Regions from separate parts of the Homo sapiens genome. Here all the other regions are linked to region 2. A link is a loop called in an ENCODE intact Hi-C map of the cell type or tissue named here. Cell type or tissue: PC-9. All regions are shown on one strand. Each heading gives the region's core, and the rest is flanking DNA. Links, peaks and the distances in the headings are about the cores only. Region 1 has its middle 32 kb from the start of ROPN1B. Region 2 overlaps ALDH1L1 (aldehyde dehydrogenase 1 family member L1). Region 3 holds the start of ROPN1B (rhophilin associated tail protein 1B).

Region 1 (9,780 bases), core at 699-8,698, 190 kb before region 2:
GAAGGTTGTGTCCATCAAGAGTAAGTTGTTCAAACTCTGTGTTTAAAAAAAGAAACAATTCTACATGGAATTTCTGATAGAATTTCTTTTTTTTTTTCTTCTGACAGACTCTTGCTCTGTCACCCAGGCTGGAATGCAGTGGCGTGATCTCAGCTCACTGCAACCTCTGCCTCCTGGGTTCAAGTAATTCCCGTGCATCAGCCTCCCAAGTAGCTGGGATTACAGGCGCCCACCACCATACCCAGCTAATTTTTGTATTTTTAGTAGAGACAGGTTTTGCCATGTTGGCCTCGAACTCCTGACCTCAGGTAATCTGCCTGCCGCGGGCTCCCAGAGTTCTAGGATTACAGGTGTGAGCCACCATGCCCATTCAGAAAAAACGTTTTAAATAAACAGTAGCCAGAGTCACCTGGTCAGGTGGAGAAAGAGCACTGCTCTGGTGGGGAGGCCACCAGCCTCTGTGAGATACTCTCCTGGAGGGGGCATTTCAGCCTGAGGGCCTGGTCACTCAATGACCCAACTGAGGATTCAGGGCGGCCCACCTCCACCACCCCTGCTGTCCCCAGGCTGCCCCACCCAGTGGCCGGGGACAGCAACATGCTGCAGGCCAGGCAAGCAGCTCACAGCTCAGTGGCCCCCGACAAGCCCGGAGCTCCTCACCGCAGCTACACATCTACTTTCTAAAGCTGCCAGCAGGATGGAGAAGTCTTCATCCTCTATGAGAAGAGAATTGAATATCAGGGGCCTGTTTCTAGACACCCCTCTTCCAGCTCACATGCCCTCCCCTTCTCATTGAGACTGTGGTGGGGTGGGGGCATGCAGGACTGGTAGGGGTGAGGAGAACACAGGTTGGCCAGGTGCCCGTCACACCAACCCCAAGTGTTCCAGGGGTCGTGCAGACCTGTCCAGCCCGTGCTGCTGACCAGCAGGGCTGGCCACTCGCGGAGATGCATCACCAGCCTGCTCCCAGCATCCAGCTCCATGAAGGCCGACCGCTCCATGGCTGCGTCCTCAGGTTCTGAGCTGAAAGAGCAGGAAAAAAGCCTGTGAGAGGCCACAGAGCAGGCCCAGGACCCAGGACGGGCATCTCCTGCCGTGGCAAGGCCTGCAGGCTCCCAAAGGTTGGGGTGCCCGGCCACATCAGCAGCACCAGGCCACCCCTGCCATCCGAGGCCTGGGCTTGCTTTCTCTAATATTGTTGCTGGGTGCTAAGGTTACAACAGCAAACAAGACTGACTCATTCCTTTTCTCCACGGGACTTACTGTCTTGTCATCCCCTGGACTCAAGATGAGCGTGCAGGGACGCCATCCCACACCACCCCAGCTTACCCAGGGGCCCACCTTAGGGTGTGTGGACCTGCACAAAGGTCCCCTCTTTAGCCCCGTGAGACACCCCAGGGGACACACAGGTCCACAGATCTGCCACAGGCCTGGGAACCCACTGGCAGGAGAGTAAGACAGCGTAGGGGTCCACAAACATTTCTTAAAGGGCCAGAGAGTAAATACTTCAGGCTTTGCAGGCCACAGGTTCTCTGTTGCAAAACGTGATTCTGCTATTGTAGCTCAAAGGCGGCTGTAGACAACTCAGAAGGCAATGAGTGTGTTGTGTCCCAGTGAAACTTGATTTACAAAAGCAGGAGACTGGCCTGTAGCCTTAGTTTGCCAACCCCTGGATGAGTGGGTTCCCAGGTCTGCAGTGAGAAGGGGAGAGGCCAGGGCAGTGGCGAGCAGGAGAGAAGGCAGCTGAGGAGGGGAGGCCTACCAGGCCCTGAACAGAGAGTGAGTGCCACCCAGCTTCATGAAGAGCCGGTGCAGCAGGTCCAGAGGTGTCTCTTTAAAGAAAGATGCCGGCTTGTCATAGATGGTCACAGCCCTGCAATGAAATCATGGCAGGGCTATTGGGAGGGCTGAAGAAAGGCCTCAGGAATAGAGGACTCAGAGGCTCCAGGAAAAGAAGGACGCTTGGGGAATCCAAGTCTCAGACGATGACAAGAAGAAGCCTTGCAATCACTTGGGAATGCACAGGGAGACGTCCTAGGACCAAAACTGCCTGGACCCCCTGGCTGGTTGGGAAAGAAACTCTGCCCCCTCCTCTCCCGGCTTCCCCAAATTTTCCCATTATGTTGCCAAGCATTAGTCCAGCGTGGAGGCTACTTTCTGCTCAAACCACTCATTTGGGTCCCGCGCCCAACGTCACCCATCCTCAGTAAAACAACCTTTATTTCCTTCTTCCTGGTTTCCAGAAAGTTCCCCTAAAGCCCTGAGGAATCACCGAATGAAAGGGGCTTTTTACAAACAGGAAACTTAAGTGGAGTGCCAATACACAACATGGATTGCACCAGGCTAGGTCTAAGATAAAACCAGACTGTGGACAACAGGACAGATAAGACACACATGGCTCTGCACTGCCTGGGTCTGTTATTGTGTGGAGGAATGTCTTAGTCTGTTGCTCCTGTGGATGTGGCGAAAGCACGAACCAGGAGTTTTCATCCTTCATTTCATTTTCTTAATCTAGTTGTATCATCCTCTGGGTGAGCCTAGCCCACTTTAAAATGGATATTCAGATGTCAGAATGAATAGAGCAGTGTGCCTGACTTAAGTAATATCAAAATTTTAGACATGTGGAAAAGACGGAGTTGATGAAGCTACTGTTATCCAGAGACCATGACCATTCCGGGTGGTTGGTTTCGTTTCTAATGCACATCTGCTCCACCCCACCAATTGCTTTGCGCAATGTGCGGTTCTCATTACAAAGTCAACAATTCTTTATCATCTGCGTGGTCAGTCACCCTTTTGTTGTCCCTCCCTTGTAATTGTTTAATCTGGCCTCCCCTGCCACATTTCTTGGCTGCCTACTCTCCCCGCTCCTGTCAGTCAGGTTGTACTCAGGGAATGTAAATGCACAGAAAAAGTCCAGAGTCAATTAGAACTAATTAGGTGTTTTATCTGCTGCTTTGGATTATCCGTGCCCTCTATGGATACACGGCATAGGCTGGTTGAACAACCATCCCTGGATTGGGGAGCATTCTAAGACTCACACACAGCTTCCTATTGTCTGTGCTAACGGAGGTAAAGGCTGGTGTGAATGTACAACAGAGACATTTAAAAACCAAGGCATAGTTTATGCCCATTTTCATTGTACATTTTAGTGAGTGTTTACAGCTTTATATAACTGTCTGACCATCACCACAATCAAGGCATAGCATACTTTCAACATCACAAAAAGTTTTCTTGTGCCATCTCAGCCAATCTGGCCCTACCTTGGCCCCAAGCAACCACCAGTCTGCTTTCTGTCACTATAGATTAGATTTGTCTTTTCTAGGGTTTTAGTTTCTCCAATCTCCTTCCCAGTGATGTCTGGTTTAGGCTGATATTAAAATGTGTTCATGTTCCCTACATCCACACTGATTTAACACGGTGGGCAGAGCTGGGACATGGAAGAAACGTGAGAGGCAAGACGTGGAGGCTGATGAGCATAATTATTGGCAATGAGAAGAATGTTGGCTCTCCCCAGTATTTGTAGAATATGACAAAGCGGTGTGCCCATGTTGTGCCCTGAACCTATTTTCAAGGTCATTCAATACAGAGTCTCCTAAATTTAACTACCTAGGAATTGTGTTTTGCCTTGAATGGACATTTGGAAACTCCAGACTCTAGCCAGCCCCTCTCAGCCACGGAGTCATTGCTCCCCCTGGTGTAAACACAGAGACTAGTCACCCTGTGTCAGGCATTCCCACCCACTGCAGCCCTCCCTGGACCACAAGGAGCCAAGGGCAGGCAAGAAAGCTTCAGGCTCCCTCTGGCTGTTAGGTTCCTAGGTCAAAGGCTGAGTTTGTGAACACAGAGAAACACTAAGAGATCAACCGCTCAGGAACAGAGAGAAGGAAAACCGCAGAAACAGAACTAGCTAGACATGCAAGACAGAGAGGTGAGGGGGCACAGGCACAGCCCAAAAAACAAAGCAAGGAGAGGAGCCAAGATGGCCGAATAGGAACAGCTCCGGTCTACAGCTCCCAGCGTGAGCGACGCAGAAGATGGGTGATTTCTGCATTTCCATCTGAGGTACCGGGTTCATCTCACTAGGGAGTGCCAGACAGTGGGCGCAGGTCAGTGGGTGCGTGCACTGTGCGCAACCCGAAGCAGGGAGAGGCATTGCCTCACTTGGGAAGCGCAAGGGGTCAGGGAGTTCCCTTTCCGAGTCAAAGAAAGGGGTGACGGACTCACCTGGGAAATCGGGTCACTCCCACCCGAATATTGCGCTTTTCGGACCGGCTTAAAAAACGGCGCACCACAAGATTATATCCCGCACCTGGCTCAGAGGGTCCTACGCCCACGGAGTCTCACTGATTGCTAGCACAGCAGTCTGAGATCAAATTGCAAGGCGGCAGTGAGGCTGGGGGAGGGGCACCCGACATTGCCCAGGCTTGCTTAGGTAAACAAAGCAGCTGGGAAGCTCAAACTGGGTGGAGCCCACCACAGCTCAAGGAGGCCTGCCTGCCTCTGTAGGCTCCACCTCTGGGGGCAGGGCACAGACAAACAAAAAGACAGCAGTAACCTCTGCAGACTTAAATGTCCCTGTCTGACAGCTTTGAAGAGAGCAGTGGTTCTCCCAGCACGCAGCTGGAGATCTGAGAATGGGCAGACTGCCTCCTCAAGTGGGTCCCTGACCCCTGACCCCTGAGCAGCCTAACTGGGAGGCACCCCCCAGCAGGGGCACACTGACACCTCACACGGCAGGGTATTCCAACAGACGTGCAGCTGAGGATCCTGTCTGTTAGAAGGAAAACTAACAAACAGAAAGGACATCCACACCAAAAACCCATCTGTACATCACCATCATCAAAGACCAAAAGTAGATAAAACCACAAAGATGGGGAAAAAACAGAACAGAAAAATGGGAAACTCTAAAATGCAGAGCACCTCTCCTCCTCCAAAGGAACGCAGTTCCTCACCAGCAATGGAACAAAGCTGGATGGAGAATGACTTTGACAAGCTGAGAGAAGAAGGCTTCAGACGATCAAATTACTCTGAGCTACAGGAGGACATTCAAACCAAAGGCAAAGAAGTTGAAAACTTTGAAAAAAATTTAGAAGAATGTATAACTAGAATAACCAATACAGAGAAGTGCTTAAAGGAGCTGATGGAGCTGAAAACCAAGGCTCGAGAACTACGTGAAGAATGCAGAAGCCTCAGGAGCCGATGCAGTCAACTGGAAGAAATGGTATCAGCAATGGAAGATGAAATGAATGAAATGAAGTGAGAAGGGAAGTTTAGAGAAAAAAGAATAAAAAGAAATGAGCAAAGCCTCCAAGAAATATGGGACTATGTGAAAAGACCAAATCTACATCTGATTGGTGTACCTGAAAGTGATGGGGAGAATGGAACCAAGTTGGAAAACACTCTGCAGGATATTATCCAGGAGAACTTCCCCAATCTAGCAAGGCAGGCCAAGGTTCAGATTCAGGAAATACAGAGAATGCCACAAAGATACTCCTCGAGAAGAGCAACTCCAAGACACATAATTGTCAGATTCACTAAAGTTGAAATGAAGGAAAAAATGTTAAGGGCAGCCAGAGAGAAAGGTCGGGTTACCCTCAAAGGGAAGCCCATCAGACTAACAGCAGATCTCTTGGCAGAAATCCTACAAGCCAGAAGAGAGTGGGGGCCAATATTCAACATTCTTAAAGAAAAGAATTTTCAACCCAGAATTTCATATCCAGCCAAACTAAGCTTCATAAGTGAAGGAGAAATAAAATACTTTAGAGACAAGCAAATGCTGAGAGATTTTGTCACCACCAGGCCTGCCCTAAAAGAGCTCCTGAAGGAAACACTAAACATGGAAAGGAACAACCAGTACCAGCCGCTGCAAAATCATGCCAAAATGTAAAGACCATCGAGACTAGGAAGAAACTGCATCAATTAACGAGCAAAATAACCAGCTAACATCATAATGACAGGACCAAATTCACACATAACAATATTAACTTTAAATGTAAATGGACTAAACGCTCCAATTAAAAGACACAGACTGGCAAATTGGATAAAGAGTCAAGACCCATCAGTGTGCTGTATTCAGGAAACCCATCTCACGTGCAGAGACACACATAGGCTCAAAATAAAAGGATGGAGGAAGATCTACCAAGCAAATGGAAAACAAAAAAAAGGCAGGGGTTGCAATCCTAGTCTCTGATAAAACAGACTTTAAACCAACAAAGATCAAAAGAGACAAAGAAGGCCATTACATAATGGTAAAGGGATCAATTCAACAAGAAGAGCTAACTATCCTAAATATATATGCACCCAATACAGGAGCACCAAGATTCATAAAGCAAGTCCTGAGTGACCTACAGAGAGACTTAGACTCCCACACATTAATAATGGGAGACTTTAACACCCCACTGTCAACATTAGACAGATCAACGAGACAGAAAGTCAACAAGGATACCCAGGAATTGAACTCAGCTCTGCACCAAGAGGACCTAATAGACATCTACAGAACTCTCCACCCCAAATCAACAGAATATACATTTTTTTCAGCACCACACCACACCTATTCCAAAATTGACCACATACTTGGAAGTAAAGCTCTCCTCAGCAAATGTAAAAGAACAGAGATTATAACAAACTATCTCTCAGACCACAGTGCAATCAAACTAGAACTCAGAATTAAGAATCTCACTCAAAACCGCTCAACTACATGGAAACTGAACAACCTGCTCCTGAATGACTACTGGATACATAATGAAATGAAGGCAGAAATAAAGATGTTCTTTGAAACCAACGAGAACAAAGACACAACATACCAGAATCTCTGGGATGCATTCAAAGCAGTGTGTAGAGGGAAATTTATAGCACTAAATGCCCACAAGAGAAAGCAGGAAAGATCCAAAATTGACACCCTAACATCACAATTAAAAGAACTAGAAAAGCAAGAGCAAACACATTCAAAAGCTAGCAGAAGGCAAGAAATCACTAAAATCAGAGCAGAACTGAAGGACATAGAGACACAAAAAACCCTTCAAAAAATTAATGAATCCAGGAGCTGGTTTTTTGAAAGGATCAACAAAATTGATAGAACGCTAGCAAGACTAATAAAGAAAAAAAGAGAGAAGAATCAAATAGACGCAATAAAAAATGATAAAGGGGATATCACCACTGATCCCACAGAAATACAAACTACCATCAGAGAATACTACAAACACCTCTACGCAAATAAACTAGAAAATCTAGAAGAAATGGATAAATTCCTAGACACATACACTCTCCCAAGACTAAACCAGGAAGAAGTTGAATCTCTGAATAGACCAATAACAGGAGCTGAAATTGTGGCAATAATCAATAGTTTACCAACCAAAAAGAGTCCAAGACCAGATGGATTCACAGCCGAATTATACCAGAGGTACAAGGAGGAACTGGTACCATTCCTTCTGAAACTATTCCAATCAATAGAAAAAGAGGGAATCCTCCCTAACTCATTTTATGAGGCCAGCATCATTCTGATACCAAAGCCGGGCAGAGACACAACCAAAAAAGAGAATTTTAGACCAATATCCTTGATGAACATTGATGCAAAAATCCTCAATAAAATACGGGCAAAACGAATCCAGCAGCACATCAAAAAGCTTATCCACCATGATCAAGTGGGCTTCATCCCTGGGATGCAAGGCTGGTTCAATATACACAAATCAATAAATGTAATCCAGCATATAAACAGAGCCAAAGACAAAAACCACATGATTATCTCAATAGATGCAGAAAAGGCCTTTGAAAAAATTCAACAACCCTTCATGCTAAAAACTCTCAATAAATTAGGTATTGATGGGACATATTTCAAAATAATAAGAGCTATCTATGACAAACCCACAGCCAATATCATACTAAATGGGCAAAAACTAGAAGCATTCCCTTTGAAAACTGGCACAAGACAGGGATGCCCTCTCTCACGACTCCTATTCAACATAGTGTTGGAAGTTCTGGCCAGGGCAATTAGGCAGGAGAAGGAAACAAAGGGCATTCAATTAGGAAAAGAGGAAGTCAAATTGTCCCTGTTTGCAGATGACATGATTGTATATCTAGAAAACCCCATTGTCTCAGCCCAAAATCTCCTTAAACTGATAAGCAACTTCAGCAAAGTCTCAGGATACAAAATCAATGTACAAAAATCACAGGCATTCTTATACACCAACAACAGACAAACAGAGAGCCAAATCATGAGTCAACTCCCATTCACAATTGCTTCAAAGAGAATAAAATACCTAGGAATCCAACTCACAAGGGATGTGAAGGACCTCTTCAAGGAGAACTACAAACCACTGCTCAAGGAAATAAAAGAGGATACAAACAAATGGAAGAACATTCCATGCTCATGGGTAGGAAGAATCAATTCGTGAAAATGGCCATACTGCCCAAGGTAATTTACAGATTCAATGCCATCCCCATCAAGCTACCAATGACTTTCTTCACAGAATTGGAAAAAACTACTTTAAAGTTCATATGGAACCAAAAAAGAGCCCGCATCGCCAAGGCAATCCTAAGCCAAAAGAACAAAGCTGGAGGCATCACACTACCTGACTTCAAACTATACTACAAGGCTACAGTAACCAAAACAGCATGGTACTGGTACCAAAACAGAGATATCAATCAATGGAACAGAACAGAGCCCTCAGAAATAACGCTGCCTATCTACAACTATCTGATCTTTGACAAACCTGAGAAAAACAAGAAATGGGGAAAGGATTCCCTATTTAATAAACGGTGCTGGGAAAACTGGCTAGCCATATGTAGAAAGCTGAAACTGGATCCCTTCCTTACACCTTATACAAAAATCAATTCAAGATGGATTAAAGACTTAAACGTTAGACCTAAAACCATAAAAAACCTAGAAGAAAACCTAGGCAATACCATTCAGGACATAGGCATGGGCAAGGACTTCATGTCCAAAACACCAAAAGCAATGGCAACAAAAGACAAAATTGACAAATGGGATCTAATTAAACTAAAGAGCTTCTGCACAGCAAAAGAAACTACCATCAGAGTGAACAGGCAACCTACAAAATGGGAGAAAATTTTCACAACCTACTCATCTGACAAAGGGCTAATATCCAGAATCTACAATGAACTCAAACAAATTTACAAGAAAAAAACAAACAACCCCATCAAAAAGTGGGCGAAGGACATGAACAGACACTTCTCAAAAGAAGACATTTATGCAGCCAAAAAACACATGAAAAAAATGCTCATCATCACTGGCCATCAGAGAAATGCAAATCAAAACCACAATGAGATACCATCTCACACCAGTTAGAATGGCAATCATTAAAAAGTCAGGAAACAACAGGTGCTGGAGAGGATGTGGAGAAATAGGAACACTTTTACACTGTTGGTGGGACTGTAAACTAGTTCAACCATTGTGGAAGTCAGTGTGGCGATTCCTCAGGGATCTAGAACTGGAAATACCATTTGACCCAGCCATCCCATTACTGGGTATATACCCAAAGGACTATAAATCATGCTGCTATAAAGACACATGCACACGTATGTTTATTGCGGCATTATTCACAATAGCAAAGACTTGGAACCAACCCAAATGTCCAACAATGATAGACTGGATTAAGAAAATGTGGCACATATACACCATGGAATACTATGCAGCCATAAAAAATGATGAGTTCATGTCCTTTGTAGGGACATGGATGAAATTGGAAATCATCATTCTCAGTAAACTATCGCAAGAACAAAAAACCAAACACTGCATATTCTCACTCATAGGTGGGAATTGAA
Region 2 (9,780 bases), core at 610-8,609:
CACTCCCAAGGACCTTCCCAGCATGCCTGGGTGACCCCTGACATCCCGCCTCTACTCCCCCACCTACACCTCTCAGACACCACACTGCGTAGCTTCTGTGTGCAGGGATGGGGACCACGAATCCCACCGCTCACCCTGCTTCTCTCCAGGACTTCTGGTCTCGGAAGCCACATAAGGGACATGGCACCAGCTTTATGGATAGACTACTCAGGCTGTCTTAGAGCATGGGGCCTGGTTTCTGCCCCATGAATCCAGAGTGCAGAAATCCCTGCCTCTGCTCACCCGAGCAGCTGCAAGTTCCAGCACAGCCAGATGGCCTCAAGCAGCCATGGCTGAAAAAGAGTCTGCTTTGGAGAGCTCTGCCTGCCACATACGCCTCTGCCCACTGAGAGTGGGGCCCATGGAGGGCAGCTGGCATTAGCAGGACCCTTCTTCCAGTGCCCGTGTGGCCAAGAGAGGCCCTTCCCTTCCTCCCTTATAGAGTGAGTTCCTGATCCTCTCTGTGGCCTGCAGGCCCTGTCCAGAGTGAACCCACGCTCACCTGAGCAGGCTTGATCACCACTGTGTTCCCGGCAGCCAGGCAGGCAGCTGTCTTCCAGGACAGCATCATCAGGGGATAGTTCCAGGGGATGATGATGCCACAAACCCTGCCACACAAAAGAGGTTGGCCTTTGTCCTTCTTCTCCACCAGGCCCACAGTGGACCTGCCAATTCCCTCCACCTCACCCAGGGCCTGACATCCACTCTCAAAGCCAGGCTTCCTGATAAGGCACCCAAGGTCCCTCTGAGAGGCAGCTCACGCCTGCTGTTTCTGTCCTGGATGCTACAGTAAGAATTGGTCTGGCAGCAGCCCCTCTTCCTAGCAGGGCAGGATGGCATGGGATACTGGACCATTTCTGATGGAAGCTGTGGAACTGTCTGGGGCACAGGCAATGAGAGAGGGTGATGGCAGGCAGGCACAGGTGAGGACACAGGCCAGGGTCAGCTAAAGAGGGTCAGGGGTCACCAGGGGTGGGTCAGGAGGGCCTGGAGAGGGTCCTCCAGAGTGTGAGGCCAGGTGTCAATCCTCAAGAAGAGAAGACAGAGTCAGCAAGGCAGCACTGATGAAGTCAGGGTGCTCTGTGTGAAGCCATGGTGCCCAGTGTCAGTGCCACCCTGGGTTCTAGAGCGAGCCTCTGGCCAGGCACAGGTGCCTCATACTCAGAGCACCGTGGGCACTGGGGAGGCCGCAGAGTCCCAGGGACCAGCAGGCACACTGGCCGGGTATGAATCCTGTGTGGCCCTGCCTTCCCCCCATACAGCACCACTTTGGTTGAGCGCTGGACAGTCAGATGAGGACATCCACACAGAGCCCCGTAGACCACGCACAGGCTCCTGTCGCCACCCCACCACCATCACTGGGTGTTTCCCCAAAAGAAAGCTGCTTAGCCAGACACAGGCGGTGGGCAGGACCCGTGTGAGGCATCAGGGGGGAGCAGCAGGGAGCACTGAGATAGGGGAGCTGCCCCACACCCCACACACACCCAGGAGATTGGGAGCACAGCACGGGCTGCTGAGTGTTCCCAGGGAGCAGGTGAAGCCGTCGGTTACAGTGAACGGGGCTGAGGGGAGCTCGGAAAAGAAAACACATCAGAAAAGCCCCACAATTATGTGCTGAATTGTGCCCCCACTCCCCAATTCGTATGCTGAAGCCCTAATCTCCAGAGTCTAATGGCATGCCCTTGCTTGGAGACCAGATTGCTGTGTTGTAATTAATTAGGATGTGGTAGCACTGGGGTGGGCGGGCCCCTAATTTAGGAGGAATGCTGTCCTCATACAAAGAACACCACATGGAGAGACAGACTCACAGTGGGAATGCCAAGAGGGCATGAGGCAGAGACGGGGTCTCCCTGCAAGCCAAGGAAGGCCAGAGGTCACCAGCAGCCACCAGATGCCAGAAGAGAGGTCAGGACAGACCCTCACAGCCCTCATGTGGAAACAGCTCTGCCCACATCTGACCTCAGATTTCCAGCTCCCAGAACCAGGAGACGAGTTTCCATTGATTAGGCCCTGGATTGGTGGTCTCTTCTACAGCAGCCCGAACTGACGCCCACACTCACTGGTTAGGGGAAAGGCCGAGCCCCGGGACTGGAGTGTGCAGAGCTGGCCCTGGCACGGGGTCAAAGGAGCAGGGCTGCAGGACCCAGGCCCAGGTGAATCCTCCCTGCCCAGCTGCTGTGAAAACCGACTTTCATTAGCCTTGCTGCCTCTAATTCCTAGTGGGCTTTCTTAGTGGGAGACTGAGTGGACATCCAGTGAGACAACCACCCCATGGTTCTTAGGCCCGTCCCTCCCTCCCTTGGGGCCATTCTCCTGCTGTGCGGCCCTGAGCCCCCTCCTCTGCCCTCTGACGCTCCTGGGGAGCTGCATGGACGGTGAGGGTGGAGTTCCTTCTCTCTCTCGGGAGCATGGAGCCTGGGCAGGGGACACCAAGCAAGGTTTCTTGGTGTCCCCAAGAAATGCTTGGCTCACTAGGGAGCTCGAGTGGCTGTTGGGCCAGGGTGCGGCTGAAGACATGAGGGGAAGGGGCTCCCCACGAGGCAGCTGCAGCCTCACTGCTGAGGTTGCGGTGGCACTGGCCAGGGGAGGAGATGGGCAGCCCCTTACCCTGGCCAGGCCCTCCTCTGGCACCGCGTGCAGGCACAGTGAGGGTGGACCCGGGGCTGGGGCTCTCTAGCTCTGATCACTCAGTCATTCTGCAGTATTTATGGGACACTGCAGGTGTGCTGGGATGATGACAGGCATGGGCACAGGGCAGCATCAGTCTGAATGCTCACACAGAGAATAAAATGAGATTATAGATTAGAGAGGGCAGGCTGGGAGCAGAGGTCTGGCGGATGCATCACAGATGAGAGCTGGAGGACAGCTGGTGAGGGCTGGAGGTGGGACACAGGTGCAAGTGCTCAGTGGGGCATGAGGGTGGAGGGCCTGGGATCCGTGAGGCCAGCACAGCCAACCACAGTGGACTGGGGAGGGGGCCAGGATACCAGGCCCGGATTGCATGGCCAAGCGAGAAGTTTGATTCCATGTCAAGGGCACTGGGAAGCCACCCGAGGATTCCGAGTGGAGCAGTGACATGGTCTCTAGTAAATTTCCTAACACAAACATCCAAAAGAGCTGGACTCTGCTCCTTCTCAGAACCACATACAGAATTCTCCTCTTAGTCCCATTACCCAGGAGGCCCGGCCCTGCATGGCTCCTTCACCTGGCCCTCCTAACTCCTTCACAGCATGCTGTGCCCTAGACACCTGATGCTCACCCATCCAAACAACTCAGTGAGGACAGGACTGTTTTATTACCATTTGACAGTTGGGGAGACTGAGTACAGACAGGCTGGGAGCTTGCCCTAGAAAGGGGAGGAGCTGGGATTCCAACCTTGGGTTCCGGCTCCAGAACATTCCCACTGAGGCGAGGTCCCCTGTGAAGGTGGGGAGGGGTGAAGCCCAGAGGCCCTGGCGGCCTCCCTGCCAGGCAGAGACCATTAGTTCCAGAATCACGGCCCACCAGGTGCATGGTCAGCAGTGGCCCTGCCTACCTGCCTTTGGGCGAGCCCTGGTCTGTGTGAGCTGCTGGGACCAGGCCCCAGGGCAGGATGTGTTCACACTGGGGTGCTGACCAGGCGCCCAGAGTCCTGGGTCCAAGGCCAGCCTCACAGGGTGACATAGGGATGCTTCTGGGTGACACAGTGTCTGTTTCCTCCTCAGTCTGATGGGGGTGGACACCCCCCAACCCCATGCTGGCAGCTGGGAGGGGTGGGCAGCCTCAAAGACCCAAGTGTGGCTCTGAACTGTGGCCCCAGGTGGGCCACGACCCGCCCTGCCCTGCCCAGCCCAGCCCAGCCCCTTTCAAAGCACGACAAAGGTCTCTGACCACTGCCCCATAGCAGGGTTTCTTGGCTCCCACACTACTGACATTTGGGGCGGGGCAGTTCTTTGTTGTGGGGGGCTGTACTCTATCACCCCCTCTGATGGGACAACCAAAACCATGTGCAGACCTTGCCCGATGTCCTCTGTGGGGACCCTGGAGGCGATGCCTCCACCTGCAGCCTGGCTCCTCTCTGGGGCTCTAAGGGTCCACAGCCCACTTTCCCACAGGAGCCTCCTCCAGCCCGTGCTTGAGGAGTTGGTTGTTCATCTGCATGAGCTGTCAGTGACACAGGGACATTGGAGCACGTTCTCCTTGCAAATACTCCAACATTCAGGTGGAGCTGAGGGGCCTTTGGCCATGCCCACAGCTGTGAGGTCCCCTACCCTGCAAGGGGCACAGAGCAGGTGGGAATGACTGTGGTGCTCATGCCAGCTGGGCCCTGCTCCCAGGTCACCCTGGCCAGGCTCTCCTGTGGCACCGCGTGCAGGCGCAGTGAGGGTGGACCCAGGGCTGGGGCTCTCTAGGTCCAGTTGCAGGCGCATCCTCAGTGCAGATCATGGATCAGGGCTGCACCAGCACCTGCTGCTCTGGTGTTTGCTGTCACCGGCCTAGCACAGTGGCCATGCACTCTTGGGTAAGCCTCCTCAGGCACGCGTGTGAGTAACTCACCAGGACTGGGGCCAAATCAGGATGTATGGCCTCGAGAGGTCACTGCCCAGTTTCCTCTAGCAGGGAAAACCCAGAGCCCGGTGGCTGTGTTCCAAGCCCTTCTCCCTACTCCTGCCCTGGGGCCACTGGGTGGCGAGGTGAGGTGCCTCACGCCAGGTTCATTTCCCGGCGCCTACATGCTTGGCATCCAGCGGGGTCCGAACTCCTCCTGCTGAGCAGCTCTCGTCCTCTGCCTGTTCCTCCTTTGTTCTATATTTCCTGTTCCTCAGTGCTGTGCAGGAGTTCCTCATCTTTATGAACACTGACCACCATACCCATTTTGGACATTTTTTGGGTTTACTCTTGTTTCCCACCGTGGACCTGACTGATCCAGTGTTACTGGGAGATTAAATACAATTGTCCTCAAGTCCTTACAACAATGCCTGGCATGGAGCAGGTGCTCAAGAAGCACATGGATGGCTGTTTGATAAATGCACGCACAGGGTGCTGTGAGCTCCCGCAGGCTGTGCTACAGTTCCGTGTACTGCATGGAAAGCACCGCGAGGCTGCACCTCGCCCTGGGCAGGAACTCACCCAACAGGCTCCTTCCTGGTCAAGGTCAGGTTGCGGTTGGGTCTGGCCTGGTTGATGGGGATGGTGGAGCCCTGGAAGAGGAACAGGGGCAGTCACCCAGGGGCCCAGGGTCCACACCCCTTCCCCTCTAGGCAGCAAGTCTCCACCAGGGTCTCCAGGAGGAAGTCAAAGCGACCAGCTTAGGTGTGACCTGAGGCTTGAGAGACAGGCAGGGGGGCAGCCAGAGGGGCAAGGTGTTTGCTCCACTCTGAGCCTGGCAGGCAGAGCCCTTGGGTGGAAGCTGGTCCTGGTACCAGCAAAGCCTCTAGCTTTGACATTCGAGCAAGAAAGGGTGAGGGTGGGGGCAGGGCCGGGTGTCCCCCTCCCCACAGCTCTAAGCAGTTGAGCACATGTAGAAGGCCCAGGCCTTGGGGGGTCCAGCTGCAGCCAGAAGCTACACAGCTGCGGAGTAGGGGCGGGCACCAGGCAGCCCACCTCCCTTGTCGCTGTCATGCCCTGGTGGAGAGGAGGAACCATGGAGCCCAGATCTGATCTGGCAGAGACGCCATGAGTCCTGCAGAGGTGGACCTCCCCAGGGAGCCTCTACAAATGGCCCCCAAGTTCCACAACTGATGGCGGGAGCCTGAAGATATGGTGACACTCCCTCCTATGAGGTGTTGACTGTCCCTGTTGACCCTAAGGTGGGGACATAGTGCCCATGAGCCCAGAATAACTGCAGGAGCCCCCAGAAAAGCAGGCAGAAGACAGTGTCACAGGGATCCCAAGCCCGAGAGTGACCTGCTGCCGCTGGGAGATACAGTGCCCTGAGCAGGGACCTGCAGCCAGGAAGGACCTGCGGCCTCAGCCCTGCATCCACACGGAACTGAACTCTGTCAACACCCGAACTCGTCTGGATGCAGGTTCTGTCCCAGAGTCTCCAGATAAGGCCCAGTCCAGCCAGCGCCTTAGCTTTGGCCTTGTGAGACCTTGGCATGGAACCCAGCCCAGCCTGCCTGGAATTCCCACCTGCAGGACCACAAGCTAATAAACAGGTGTCATTCCAAGCCACCAGTTGTGGTCATTTGCTGCGCAGCATGCAGATGACTGTGCTGCCCTTGGAGTTCTCCTATATGGCTGGGCCAGTCTGCATGTGCTCACACTGGGTGGGAGCCTGGGCCCCACCTGGATCTTGTCACACCAGCCAGCAAAGTAGCGGAAGGTCTGGATGGACATGCCCACGTGGGTCTTCAGGGCCAGCGTGTAGACGGCACCCGCATCCAGGGCCTCAATGGTGGCCAGCTCCTCCTGGTGCTGCTCCATGAGATCTGCCAACCTGACCAGGGTGAGGGGAAGCGGGAGGTGGGCTCAGGCCTGGCACGGCCTCATCTGCCCTCACAAGGCCCTTCTTCAAGGAGCTGGGGTCCTGCCCTCTACCCCAGTTCTGCCACTCTCAGATGTGCGGACCTCCGTTTCTGATCCATGCAATGGGCCAGCACCGTTTACTCCACCGGATAGCTGTGAGGATGACACCCTCTGTCCCTCTCTCCTTTCCTCGATCTTCCCTCGCTTCCTTCCTGAAGTATTTGTGGATCCACTACTTTATCCTATTCCTCCGAAATTATCCTGCAGAGGCATTCACCCACTTGCTGCAGACAGCAAAGGGGTCATGGCCCAAGAGGCTGCCCTTCCTGTCTTCGGAAAGCTTGAACCAGGAGAAAGTCCATCTGTCTTTCCAGCACCAATAAACCAACTGTTCAGTCCAGGATGGTGGGGGCATGCTCCTGAGCCTGGCATCTCCAGAGATGGAGAGGTGGCCCCATCCCCATCACAGAAGGGCTGACTAGGGAGCAACGTGGGGGCTGACGCGTTTACACAGACTGGCTTCAGCCTGAGCATGCCGAGGTCGGGTTGCCCTCCCTTGATTCTGACGGATGTGCAGCTGTGGGCAGCCTGGGAGTTATGAGGGTGCCCCTCTCATCCCCTAGGGGGAGGGTGGACAGGGAAAGTGGAGACCACAGGCCCAGAGCAAACTCAGCCTTGGAGACAGGGCAGCTCGGGCCCAGAGGCAAGTGTGGGACCAAAGCCTGCCAGCCGTTTCCCACACTGCTCCCCTCTGCACCCAGGCACCATGAAGCCCACACGCACCCCAGGCCTGCTCCGGTCCTCACCTGCCTACACCCACCAGGACCCGTGACAGCTGTCCACGCCACTCAGGATGCATCTGCAACTCTGTGCCTGGCCAAGCAGCTCCTGGCCATTTCCATTTCATTCTGGGGCCACAAGACCCCAGCTCCTCTGCCTCCCTCCTCCTCCTCACATCGGCCTCTTCCAGGTGCTCAGGTCAGTCAGGCCTCCTGCCTTGGCTTTTAGGGGCTGTGTTGCATGTCTGGGCCCCCTTTCCACACTCCTGTTTCTCCTCTTAGCCTTCTGTACTTGTTTCAGACACGGACTCAATGGGAAGCCGACCCAAATCCCCAACCATGTTCTGACTGATCAGAGCTCCCTGTCACATCCTCTGATAGCCTCCTCTGCCTTTCTTCACTCCCCCACCACTACAGTTTGTAACAGACATTCAGGTAGATGATAATTTCATCACGATTTGCCTGCCCACTGGAATCCAGGCTGCAGGAGGCAGGGCGCTGTCTGGTTCCCTGCTCTCTGCAGCGCCCAGCTCCAGCACAGCACTGGGAAGCACTCAGCTCAGGTTTGCTGCATAAAACCAACTGAGCGAGGCCACCCTGGGCAAGGAGAGCCCATGCGTAAATCGGTTCCTGAGAAAAACCGATTTTGTACAGCAAATAGTGAAAACATCACCTAGCGGCCGATAGAGGACTAGGCTCCCCAGCTGCGAAGACAGGAGCTGCCTCTTTGTTATATAAATGAGACCCATTTGCTCCAAAGCCTGCTGGCACCAAACTCAAATTTTCCCACTCCCAGTTAGGCTTAAAGTAGCCCAAACAGGTACGTTTTTAGCCACTTAGGGCCCGCTGCTTTGCATACCCAGAGGAACCTCAACCAGCAGTTGTTGCCCATTGATAAAACAGGGCCTTGGGGTGATAAGGTGAAAGCTGCTACTGCCCTTGGCAGCCCTCAGACCCAGAGGCTCCCACTGCATCACTGTGTGTTGTCACCTGGACATGGAAGCCCACACGGCAGCCTTGGGACAGTCTCACTGCTCGTCTCCTGCAACCCTACCCAACCTGCAGCCCACTAAAGCTTGTGGTGTGCCATGCCTCCCCTGCTCACATCCTTCTCCTTCATCAGCCCCAATCCTTTGAATCCCCCACATTTCTAGATAATTCCACCTGTGTGTGACATGGCTGTGTCATCAATCCAGTTCCCAGGACACACTTTCTAAAGTATCCATCACCCGAGTGCACTATTCGGGAAGCTCTGAGAGGCTGCCTTGCAGGACTATTCTATTGTTAATTCAGTTAGGCTGCTGAATTCACACCCTGGCACCCATGCTCCCCAGAGCCCAGTCCCTGGGTGCCAGGGTAGCAGTGCAGGAGAAGTGAAGCTGCTGCCATCTCCCTCTGAAGGTCTGCAGGGCAGATGCAGGGGTGCCCAGCAGGCTCGGCCGGCCCTACTGACCACCAGCAGCCTGGACCACCGTCAGATTCTCAGCCGTGGACCACAGTGGTATCTGGGCAGAGCCAGCAGCTCCCCCACGGTCTTTCCCAGGAGCTCCTCTTTGTGGCCCCACTTGGCAGCTGGATACGGCTGCTCCTACTCCCTGGAGGTTCTATCCTGTCTACCAGGAGTTCAGGGGACTGCCTAGGAACCTTGTCTAACTCTCCCTCTGGATCCTTCTTCCTAGCTTCCACAATTGTGTAATGTCTGATTCCTGCAGTGAATTTCGTGTTCCCTAACACCCACGGTGGTCCCGCCACCCTGACAGGGTGCTCTGCAGCCATTTATCTGGGAGCTCCTGAACTGCCCCCTCCGGGACACCTAGACCCAGCCTCTGCTGTGCTGAGCTGAGGCAGAACCAGTAATGGGCACTCCCAGGTCTTCACGGGGCCTGAGAGTTTGCATAGGACAGGAAGGGGTCCACTTACAGCTGCCCAGGGTGCCCCCCTCACTGTCATTATGGGTGAGTAGAATCTGTTATGATACAAGCCACCAGATGGCAGCAGAGGCCAAGGGAGGGACCCCACGCACGCTGTTGGTTGTGCGGTCCACCAAACGCGCACGCAGGGCCCAGGCCAGAGGTTCTCCCGCCACCTGTCGTGCTTGTTTCACAGCTCTTCCTGACCTCCAGGAACTCTAGGGACCACTTGGCGTGGCCAGTGCCTTTCTAGAATTGAGGGGCTTGCGAAGGGGACTGGAACCTATGAAAGGCTGGGCATGCCCGACCCCCACAGCCCTCCCTGCCCCAACCCTAATCTCCATTCGGTTTTGCAGACCATGCTCTTGCAACCCCTCTCTCTAGTTTCCTGCTGCTGGGCTGCCCCGGCTTTTCTGGCCTCTGGAGTATAACAGAAACAGAAGCCATTCTGACCGCAAGGCCAAGGCAGGGTCTCTCCTGCCAGGTGAGGAGCTTCGTTGGGACCACGCCATAACTTGGCTTCGCACCCCTAGACGTTCCCAGGACCCCAGCGAAAGAGCCAGGCCCCAAGACACCTGTGTTCTCGGCTCATCTGGCCGCAC
Region 3 (9,780 bases), core at 576-8,575, 160 kb before region 2:
ATGTATGCAAAGGTGCCATAAAGGCTAGGGCAGTCCTGAGGAGAATCAGGGTGGCCACAGAAGACACAGGTGTCAAGAAGGGAGGAACCTTGTCCACACAACTCACCCCACCTCCCAGTGGTAAAATTCTCCTTTTTTCCCCTCAATCACTCAAGTCCTTAAAGAAGTAGACTTTGATTAGGTAGACATTTTCATTTATGTGGAATTTTGTGGTTTGTTTCTCATAACTGAGTGGTTATAGGAGGTGTTGCTCTCCTAGGTTCTGAAAAAAGACTACACACAGAGGTAGCAGGAAGAGGAGGGGATCCAGAACCACAATGAGTAGCTGTGCTTGTCGTCTCAATGGTTCCAACTCTGAGGAGAGATGACAAACCTCATCATTTTCTCTCACAAAGGGGCATATTGTGGTAGGCAGGATTCTAAGATGGCCTCCAACATTTCCACCCCCTGGTGTATGTGCCCTGTATAATCTCATCACCCCTGTAAGTGTGGGTGAGACCTGTGAATATGAGGAGATATCACCCCTGTAATTAATATTATGTGGCAAAAGAGAACTTTCAGATATAATTAAGGTCCCTAATCAGTTGACTCTGAGTTAGTCAAAAGGGTGGATCTGACCTAATCATCATCAGGTGAGCCTTAAAAAACAGACAAAAGAAACAACAACAGATGCCTCTGCTGGCCTGGAAGAAAGCAAACATCAATAAACTGCCATTCCGGGGCCATGGAACTGCGACGTGAAAGTGGCTTCTAGGAGCTGAGAGCAATCCCTGGCCAAAATCCAGGAAGAAAACAGGGACTTCAGTCCTACATCCCCAAGGAACTGAATTTTGTCAACAACCAATGAATATGGAAGAGGACCCTAAGGCTCATATGAGAGCACAGCCCTAGCCAACACTTGGGTTTTAGCTGGGCAAGACCCTTAGCGGAGGACCCAGCTAACCCACCCAGACTCCTGCCCTGTGGAAACTGAGATCAGAAATCTGTGTTGTTTTAAGCTGCTAAGTATGTGGTAATTTGCAATGCAGCAAAAGAAAACAAATGTATATGTGAAAGGAGTTTATGTACACAGGGTTGATTGGCTCCATGGGGAGTCTAACAACCACACCCCACAGTTAAATCACAGAATTGTGCTGAACCTGAGCCAAGGTCCCGAGTATGGTGTACCCATCATCACTGCTCAGCCCCAGCCTCACCATGATCCAAGCAGCAGGTGGGACAGGGTCACTCTCGTTTCCTCCTATGAAATGGCACACTTAAGATCTGGGGGAAGTGAGCCACAGTATAAGACACACAGGATAGGGAGAACTGATTTTCTGAGCTCATAGCTAGTATGAGACAGTTGATACTTAGTATAAGGCTGAGATGGTAGAGAAGACCGTCAGGATTCCCACTCTCTGGTGCCAGACCGGTCGTCACCTGGCCAAATAGAACTTTGGTCCCTAAGATACTGAACATGCAAATCTCAATGGACACTGAAGTATCATTTTTCAGAAGGGCCTCTTAGAAGAAGGAAGGAAAGGGAAGCAAGGTGGAAGGAGAGAAAAAAAGGAGAATTTAATTCAGTAAACAAATATTTATGGTGCCCATTATGTGCACAATTCTGTTCTAGGCTCCCGAAATACATCAGTGACTAAAACAAACAGAATCCCATGCACTCCAGGGAAAAAATATAGAGAAATCAATAAAACAAAAATTTAAAAATACATAGTATGTAATGATTGTAAAGCAAGGGAGGAGTTGGAAGGGATATTGGTGTTCAACTTAAAAGAGTCAGATAAGACTCCCTTAGAAGGTCACATTTGGATACAAAACTAAAGGTGCTAACGAGTGAAGCCTGTGGATACCTGAGGAAATCATGTTCCAGGCAGACAAAATGCAAGTGCACAAGTCTTGAGTCAGGAGAGGGTCTGGCCTTTCTGAGGGATAATAAGATGGCCAGCATGGCTGGAGGGAAGTGAGGAAGGAGAAAAGAGGAAATGATGGGTTCAGAGAGTTTAAGGGCCTGTGGGTTACTTTGACTTTTACTTGCATAATGTGGCAGCCACTGAGGGTTCTAAACAGAGGAATGACATGATCAGTCTTAGGTTTTCAGTAATTTGATTGGGCACCTGTGATGAGAGCAGACCATCGGAAGGGAAGGGCGGAAACAGGGAGATGGGTTAGGAAGCCATTGTAGTGGTCCGGGTGAGAGATGAGGTTTGCTTGGACCAAGGTGATGGAAGTGGAGAGAAGTGCTCCAATTCTGAATGACTTATGGAGATACAGCCAATAGCATTTGCTCTGATTGGATTTAAGGTGTGAGAGAAAAAGCAGCCAAGGATAATGCCAAGGTTTTTAGCCTGGGCAACTAGAATTTACAGTTGCTATATTTTGCTATGAGGAAGCCTGGAGGAGCTGGTTTGGAGAGGAATCTTGGAGTGCAGTTGGGGTGTATTAAGTCTGAGAAGCCTATTAGACATCCAGTGGTGCAGAGTAAACAGTTGGATGTTCTACTGTGGTGTTTAGGGAAGGATTAGGGCTGAAGACATAAATGTAATATCCAAAACATGAAACTGAATGAGATAAAAAAGAGAGTGCATGTAGATAGAGAAGTCCAAGTGTAAATCCTGGGGCACTCCAAGATTAAAGTGTCAGGGAGAGGAGGAAGAACAAGCAAAAGAACAGCCAATGAGAAAGGAGAAAAACCAAGAGTGTGATGTCCTGGAATCCAAGGAAAGAAAGTGTTTCAATCATGCGAAAGTGATCAACAGGATCAAATGCTGCTGATAGGTTGAGCCGAGGCTGAGAGATGATGTTGGATTTAACAGCATGTCACTGGGGACCTTGACACAAGTCATTTCAGTGGAGTGATGGGGATGAAAGCCTGGTTCAAGTAGATTAAAAAGAGATTTGGAAGAGAGAAATTAGCGGTGGCAGGTATGGGCAACTCTTTAAAGAACTTGGCAATAAAGGGAAGCAGAGAAATGGGTGAAAGCTGAAGAGGAAAATGATGGGAGAAATTAGAGCATGTTTGTATATTGATGGGAATTATCTAGTAGAACAAGGGAAATGATAAGAAAGGATATTCATTTGTACAAGAAAATAGCAGAAAACAATGTAACCTACTTGATAAAAGATTTTATGTAATAAAAGTTTTTATTGTAATATATAAGACAGATTTTTTTACTGAAACATAATAAACACCCATGAACCCACCATCCACCCCAAGAGCTGGACCACTACCGGTAACATCTATGTGCTCCTCCCTCTCTACTCTTACCTCTGTTTTAGAAGAAAGCAACTTTCCTGAATTGTGTTATTATCGTTTCCCTGTAAAATTATATTCTCTTGACTGTATCCTGTTATTTATTGTATCCTGTTATTTATTGACTGATAGATCAAGGATAATCTAACCTACGCCTCTCAACCTGGCCTCCTACAGACAGACATCAAATCACCTCAGTCAGACAGTGCTATGAAATTCCTCCCTTGTGTTTAACCTGCTACTCTAAAATTCTATTTTATTTCATCTTCCATCTCCAGCTGTTAGTGCTTTGTCTGAAAAACCTGTTCTTCTGCACAAAGATCATTATTATTCATTCCTGTCAGTATTATTTACTCAGCATGAAAGCAGGAAGAGATTGGCACACCTTCATCTCATGTGCATACAACAGAACAGACTCCAGTGGCCAGAGCATTCTTGTTATCCTGGAAGATGCACCTGCAGCCCTCAAGCCTCCAGCCTCCCCCTCCCAACCTAAGGCACACTCTGTTGGTCAGGTGCCTGTACCAACACCTGGTAGCCCCTCCACAGAGGCCTCAGAAAGATAGGTGATAGCTAGTGACTAGGTTTCTTTCATCCCCAGATCTTGCCCTGTGGGCAGTGGCCGTCCCCAGACCATCCAGGATTCTCCAGGTGTGCAAGGACCTGCAGGATTTTGACAAATGCCAGCAGAGTGGCCTCTTTACAAATGGATGACAACAGGCTGTGAAAAGCTTTCTGCATGCATAAGCCAAAAATCTAGTTCCCCCACTTGTTCACTGATGCTTAAAATTGCTTTAGGGAGAGACAAAGGCTTTCATCTCACAACCAGAGAAAGCTCTGAAGACCCTGGGTGAATTAATTGATTTAGACTAATACACACTGTAGTATAAATGGACTGAAGGATTACATGATGCAATGAGCAGCTTTCATATGGGTGTGAAGTGACACGGGGTGTAGCAGAGAAAGATGGGGCTTTTCTTGCCTCTTTGGGTGCTTAAAAAGAACAGTCTTGAGGCCAGGTGCGGTGGCTCACACCTGTAATCCCAGTGCTTTGGGTGACCAAGGGGGGGTGGATCACTTGAGCCCAGGGGTTCAAGACCAGCCTGGGCAACACGGCAAAACCCTGTTTATAAAAATATAAAAATTAGCCTGGTGTGGTGGCACACACCTGTAGTCTCAGCTACTTGGGAGGCTGAGGTGGGAGGATTGCTTAGACCTAGGAGATTGAGGCTGCAGTGAGTCATGATTACCCCATTGCATTCCAACCTGGGCAACAGAGTGAGACTCTGTCTCAAAACAAAGCAAAGCAAAACAAAACAAAACAAAAACAACAGTCTTGAAATCAGAAGACCTGGAGACAAGTTGGGCCCTGGGCCCTACTGCCAGCTGTTTGATCACAGGCAAAATTACTCGAAGCCTTGAGCCTGTTTTCTAAAACGAAGGTAATATCTACCTTCAGAGTTTACTGTGAAACTTTGATGTCATCATGTTTGTAAAAGTGCCCTGGCACAGTGACCACATTCTACCCTATAAATATTTTCTATCTTTCCCTGTTGTCCCCAGGCATCTCAGGCTCTGTTCCTATCCACTCCATGCCCCTTTCTTAGCATTATAAGGTCAAGAGTGAGGAATCTGGGACCACGCAACCCAGATTCAGATCCTGACTCTGTCACTTGCTGACTGTCATCTTGGACAAGTTTAACCTCTCTGTGCTCAGTTCCCTCATCTGTAAAAATGGGGATAACAATAGTACTTGCCTCATGGGGTGACAGTAAGGATGAAATGAGTTCATGTGTGTAATGCACTTAGAACAATTCCTGGCACCAAAAACGCATTGTAAGAGGTGTTGTTGCTATGATTCCTGAGGAATTCTCACCTGTCCACTTTCCACAAGCCGAAAGATCAAGCTCCACTTCTGCCCTCTCACCTACAAAAGCGCACCGTCAATGGCTACACATTCCGCCCCACCCCCAACGCCCCCAGCCCGGGTTTCCTAACGTCCCCAGCCCAGTCCTTAACCCTCCAGGCCGTCTGGTCCTTCCACCACCAGCAAAGCCCAAAACAGCTTTCAGCGTCCCCTAGCAGCGCCCTAGCGGGACCCTGGGAACCCGCCGCTGCAGGAGAGGCGGGGCGGCTCTGTGACGTCGCGCCCGGCGCTACCCCTGGTGACCTGGCAGCGGAGCCCGCGCAGGGTTTGCCAGGCGAAGGCGGAGCGCTAACGTCTAACGCTAACGGCGGTCGTGCCCCGCCGCTGCTGTCACCCCCGGCCGCTGCTGCCCTCCCCGCCGAGGTTCTACTGCTCTCCTTCTTAAGAAGGGTGGGAGGCACTCGGTCTCTCCCCACACCTCTCGCCTGAGGCCAGGCGCCAGGTGTCGCCTGAAGCCAGACAGCCGGTTTGGGAGCGAGCCTGAGGTAGCCACCCCGAGGGGAAGTGGAGGGAGGGCAGGGCTCTGAGCGCCCCGAGGGCTGCGCTGGTCTGAGGGAGGAGCCCTGCCGGACGCCCCCTGGATTCTGAGCCTCTCCTTGTTCACAGGGCAAGGGGAGGGCAAGGGGAAGGCAAGGGGATCTTCAAGAGAATGTGACTGTGGGGGATTATGGCTTTCTGGCCAATTTGTGTGCGTATTTTGTACCCAGAATACTATTATACGGTTTCTTACCCGGAGGACAGTGGTTGGGAGGCTCAAGAGTTTGGAATCAGAGCCCTCCACCGAGGAGCCACACCTCTGCTTTTTCATCAGCGACAGGGATATAAAAATACCTCTGGGTGAATTGTCATGTGGACCAATGGGCATACCTAGCACTTCATAGACTCCTATCACACATTATTTTATACCTAGCACTTCATAGACTCCTGTCAGGCATTATTTTATACCTGGCACTTCATAGACTCCTATCACATATTATTTTATACCTAGCACTTCATAGACTCCTATCACGCATTATTTTATACCTAGCACTTCATAGACTCCTATCACGTGTTCATTTTATAGCTAGCACTTCATAGACTGCTATCACGCATTCATTTTTACTAGTACCTATTGAACACTAAGTTCCAGGCACTGGGCTAGGCACTGGGATGGTGTGGTGAGCAAAAACTGACCAGTCCTGCCGTGGAGTTTGCTGGGGGAGACACATGTTACTCAAAGAATCACACTAAGGATAGGTAAGTGATGCTCTGGAAGGGTATGTACAATGGAACTGACAGGGTAATCAGGGAAGGTTAAGCAGACCTCCAAAGGAAGAATCAACCTGTTAAGAGGAGGAGAATGCATTCCAAACAAGAGTAACCACATCCCAAACCCACCACCTCCAATTCCGAACCCAAACAGGGATGTGCAGTTGTCTGTGCTTGGTTCCAAGCCGCTCATAGAAACCCTCTGAGATTCTGCCCTGGAGCCTTTCATTCATGTAATGGAGACTTTCATTTATGAAATGGAAGCCCTGTTTAGCCCATACCAATAAAAACAAGTGAGAAATCCCTGAAACAAGACTATACAGTCTATTTTAAGACCTACATTCTTCAGCACTTGGCAGGTATACGTTGGGCTGCCATTTCACATTGGGAGGCATGTTTTGTTTGCTTTTTTGTGTTTTTTAAAAATTCCTTTCTTCCCCCCTCTCCGAGAAACACCCAAGAATGATCAATAAATACTAAAAAAATTTTAAAAAATCCTTTTTTCCTCTGTACAGATTTAGTGGTTATTACTGTTAAAACTTTTCTAATACTTTGCAAAGTCTAAAATTAATCATTATTTTATCATCCTTTTCCTCCAAATAAAAGAACATAAATAAAGTAAAAGGTCATGAAGTCCCACCAATCTAAGACCACTTTAGTTTCTTGTCTTGGGATTTCCGAGCCATGCTGGTGTTGGTATAAATGGAAAACTTAGAACTAGTCTGTGGCTACCAACTCCTGGGGGACTGTTTCTCTCCTGACTAGAAGCAGCAATGGAGACAGGTTTCTTTGTTGCTTACCCCAGCCTGTAGGCAGATATTTTCAGCCACACCTTTTCACGCTGAGGGTGTAGTCCCTGGGCGGGTCTCAAGTTTAGGTCAGAAGGGGAGTCCTTTAGTCCAGACATTTGCCTTTTGTGAGCCTAATCCTTGGTCTCTATCCACCCTGCCTAGCAATTTATCTCAAAGCTTCAAGTTCCTGCCATCTACATGTGCCCAGGTGAGCCCTAGTTTCTTCATTTGCCCAGCACTGCGGGTTCCCCTTTCCTCACCTCATTGGCCACTGGAAGATTTCTCTCACTTCACTGCAAGCCCAGCAAGGCAATGTGAAAGGCTTGTACTGAGATTTGTCTGGCCTCTAGGTGTTTTGAAGAGGGACAGCTTTTTAGCATATCTAGTCTGTCCCTTTCTCTACTAAAAGCAGAAAAAAATCTTTTGATCTGTTGTTTATTTGTGGATGGAATTGTATATATTTTATGGATGTTCATGTTTTGTTTCAATTTGTCCTGGAACTTTTTGAGAGAAAATGTACGAGTTTTCCGCCTGACAATTAGAGTTGAAAAAACATGCAGCTATAAACAGAGACGCTCATCAAATGGCTGTTTAATGACTATTTTTATATGGAAATAACCTAATGTTAATTCATAGAGGGTTCAGAGTAAATTTTGCTACAATTCTTACCTAGCTAATAAGAGCTGGATGACATGCAAAGATGTTCATGATATACTTTTGAGTAAATAAGCTGTTTTGCATAATCTTATTTTTTTGTTTTACAAACATATATATTTATACTGAAAAATTCTGGAAGGAGACATCCAATATTTTAGGGTGATACCATTAGGGATTTTTTTGTTGACTTCCACTTTTTAAATAAAAAAGGACTGTGTAATTTTTACGTAAAGGATATAACTATTTACAACAAAAAGTAGGGGTTAGCAGACGGCTTTCTAACCTTGCCGTTGTGTAACAATAGAATGCATTTGTCTTGCGGAGTCCCCAAAATTGAGTGTCAAACAGAGGCTGGGTGACCTCCTGTCCAGGATTGCTCTCATCTTATGAGTCCAAGTTTTCATCTTATGTATTTTTTCTCCTGAGAATAGGTCAACCAATCAATGGCTCAGACAGATAAGCCAACATGCATCCCGCCGGAGCTGCCGAAAATGCTGAAGGAGTTTGCCAAAGCCGCCATTCGGGCGCAGCCGCAGGACCTCATCCAGTGGGGGGCCGAGTACGTGCTCCTTTCTCGCCTTCATCTCTTGGAGGACGGGCGGGGAGAGAGGGTCCTGTAAAACCGCGGAGGTTGTCATGGCTGCAGCCAGGGGGTCGGGACTAACTGGCATCGTCTTTGTTTTAGCTCTTGCATTGCTTTGATGCTTTAAAATCCACACATAAATACTACATCTAGCCGGGCAAGGATGGGATGCCTCCCCTAAGCGAGCCAGATTGAGCAGTAGGACGCCAGGTCAATAGGCCGTGTCCTGGGGCAAGCAGCAAGTTAGATGACCGCGTCACACCAGCGTATGCACACCCACCTCCTCCCTGCACGCCTTTTCCCACTCTCGGTGGAAAGAAGGGCTGGGAATCTCCGCAGCTTAATCTGCCTTTCTTCATTCTCCTGTCTCACCACTAGATGGCAGCAGTGCAGCCGGGGGAGGGAAGCGACAGCCCTGGGTGGATGGGGTGGGACCAGTCCTGCTAGTTCACTCCTTTAAGGAGACACTTCCTCCCCTGCTGTTAAAACTCATACTTGGACCCAACCAAAGAGGCTTTGTATCTTTGAGGAAATTATTGTTATTTTCTTTGGTGTTTCTCTGAACTGATTTGTTCTGCCAACATAATGATGTCCTCACAGTACACACTGCATTCTGGGGAAAGGCCAGGCAGAGTGATGGGGTCCTCAGGCATGGCTGAAAACAGTGTGCCTCAAACACGGGTGCCTTCTTTCAGGAGAGACCTCCAGAGGCTGCTCAGTAGATGGAGCTTACACAACAATCGCTGCGGGCCTGGATTGAAGTAGCTTTGCACAGAAAGCCTCTCAGCTATGAAATTGCTCCTTGGACAAACTTGCCTGCTTGAAACTGGGGAACCAGGACTTGAGACAGGAGTTGGAAGATAACTAGACCTCACGGACCATTTTCAGGCTATTTTTACTGTTTGATGATTCCCTGCTTAGGAGGGTTTCAGTGGGAAAGTGAGAGTGAGAGAGGCCGTTGAGAGAAAGCCAGTGAGTTGGGGAAGGGAAGATGTCCTCAGGCTGAGGTTGTGAGTGGGTGTCCTGGGCAGATGGTGGGGAGAGTGTGGACACCTTTGAGAAGACACAAAATGGCACCTAAGAGGGGCCTTTCGGAGTCTCTGGGCCAGTGTTGTGCTCCTGGTCTGGATTAGGATGCAGCTTTTACAATTGGAAGGAAAATAGGCCAGTGGTGCTCATAAAAAGAAACATAAATGGGGGTTGCTTTGCCTAGTAATAAGCCCTGTTTAGTTTTCCATTCTAAATTTTATATATTGCCTCTAAGATTGAACTTTAGCTTCAGAAGACTAATTTATTTTGGCATAGTCAGATAGACAGACTTTATCTT

The links. Peaks named below come from ENCODE experiments on the same cell type or tissue, not always from the same donor. Only the 100,000 strongest peaks of a DNase experiment are listed, where the experiment ranks them.
Region 1: a loop joins it to region 2, with 6 times the contacts of the local background. A loop is called at or near these places in 6 of 110 quality-filtered maps.
Region 3: it touches region 2 in a loop (4-fold over the local background); 6 of 110 quality-filtered maps call a loop at or near these places.

Annotation. Positions count from the first base shown.
Region 1 is chr3:125,932,674-125,942,453 of GRCh38, forward strand. It overlaps the pseudogene ALG1L1P. Among named protein-coding and RNA genes, the nearest start is that of ROPN1B, 32 kb to the right of the region's middle. RefSeq lists an enhancer at 3,828-4,328. In PC-9, for the core only: a CTCF peak has its summit at 3,726 (motif pointing left); a DNase peak (open chromatin) is centred at 2,708.
Region 2 is chr3:126,125,075-126,134,854 of GRCh38, forward strand. It overlaps ALDH1L1 (aldehyde dehydrogenase 1 family member L1), which reads right to left. Exons shown (of 23, transcript NM_012190.4): 13 at 6,310-6,460; 14 at 5,149-5,219; 15 at 542-647. Among named protein-coding and RNA genes, the nearest start is that of ALDH1L1-AS1, 46 kb to the left of the region's middle. RefSeq lists enhancers at 3,862-4,632, 6,764-7,581 and a silencer at 9,179-9,258. In PC-9, for the core only: a CTCF peak has its summit at 4,756; DNase peaks (open chromatin) are centred at 4,617 and 5,127; H3K4me3 peaks cover 412 bases; H3K27ac peaks cover 483 bases.
Region 3 is chr3:125,963,742-125,973,521 of GRCh38, forward strand. It overlaps ROPN1B (rhophilin associated tail protein 1B), which reads left to right and starts at 5,437. Exons shown (of 7, transcript NM_001308313.2): 1 at 5,437-5,659; 2 at 7,376-7,421; 3 at 8,302-8,429. The coding sequence starts at 8,314. It also overlaps the pseudogene ALG1L1P. In PC-9, for the core only: no CTCF peak of the experiment used is centred there; a DNase peak (open chromatin) is centred at 3,600; H3K27me3 peaks cover 266 bases.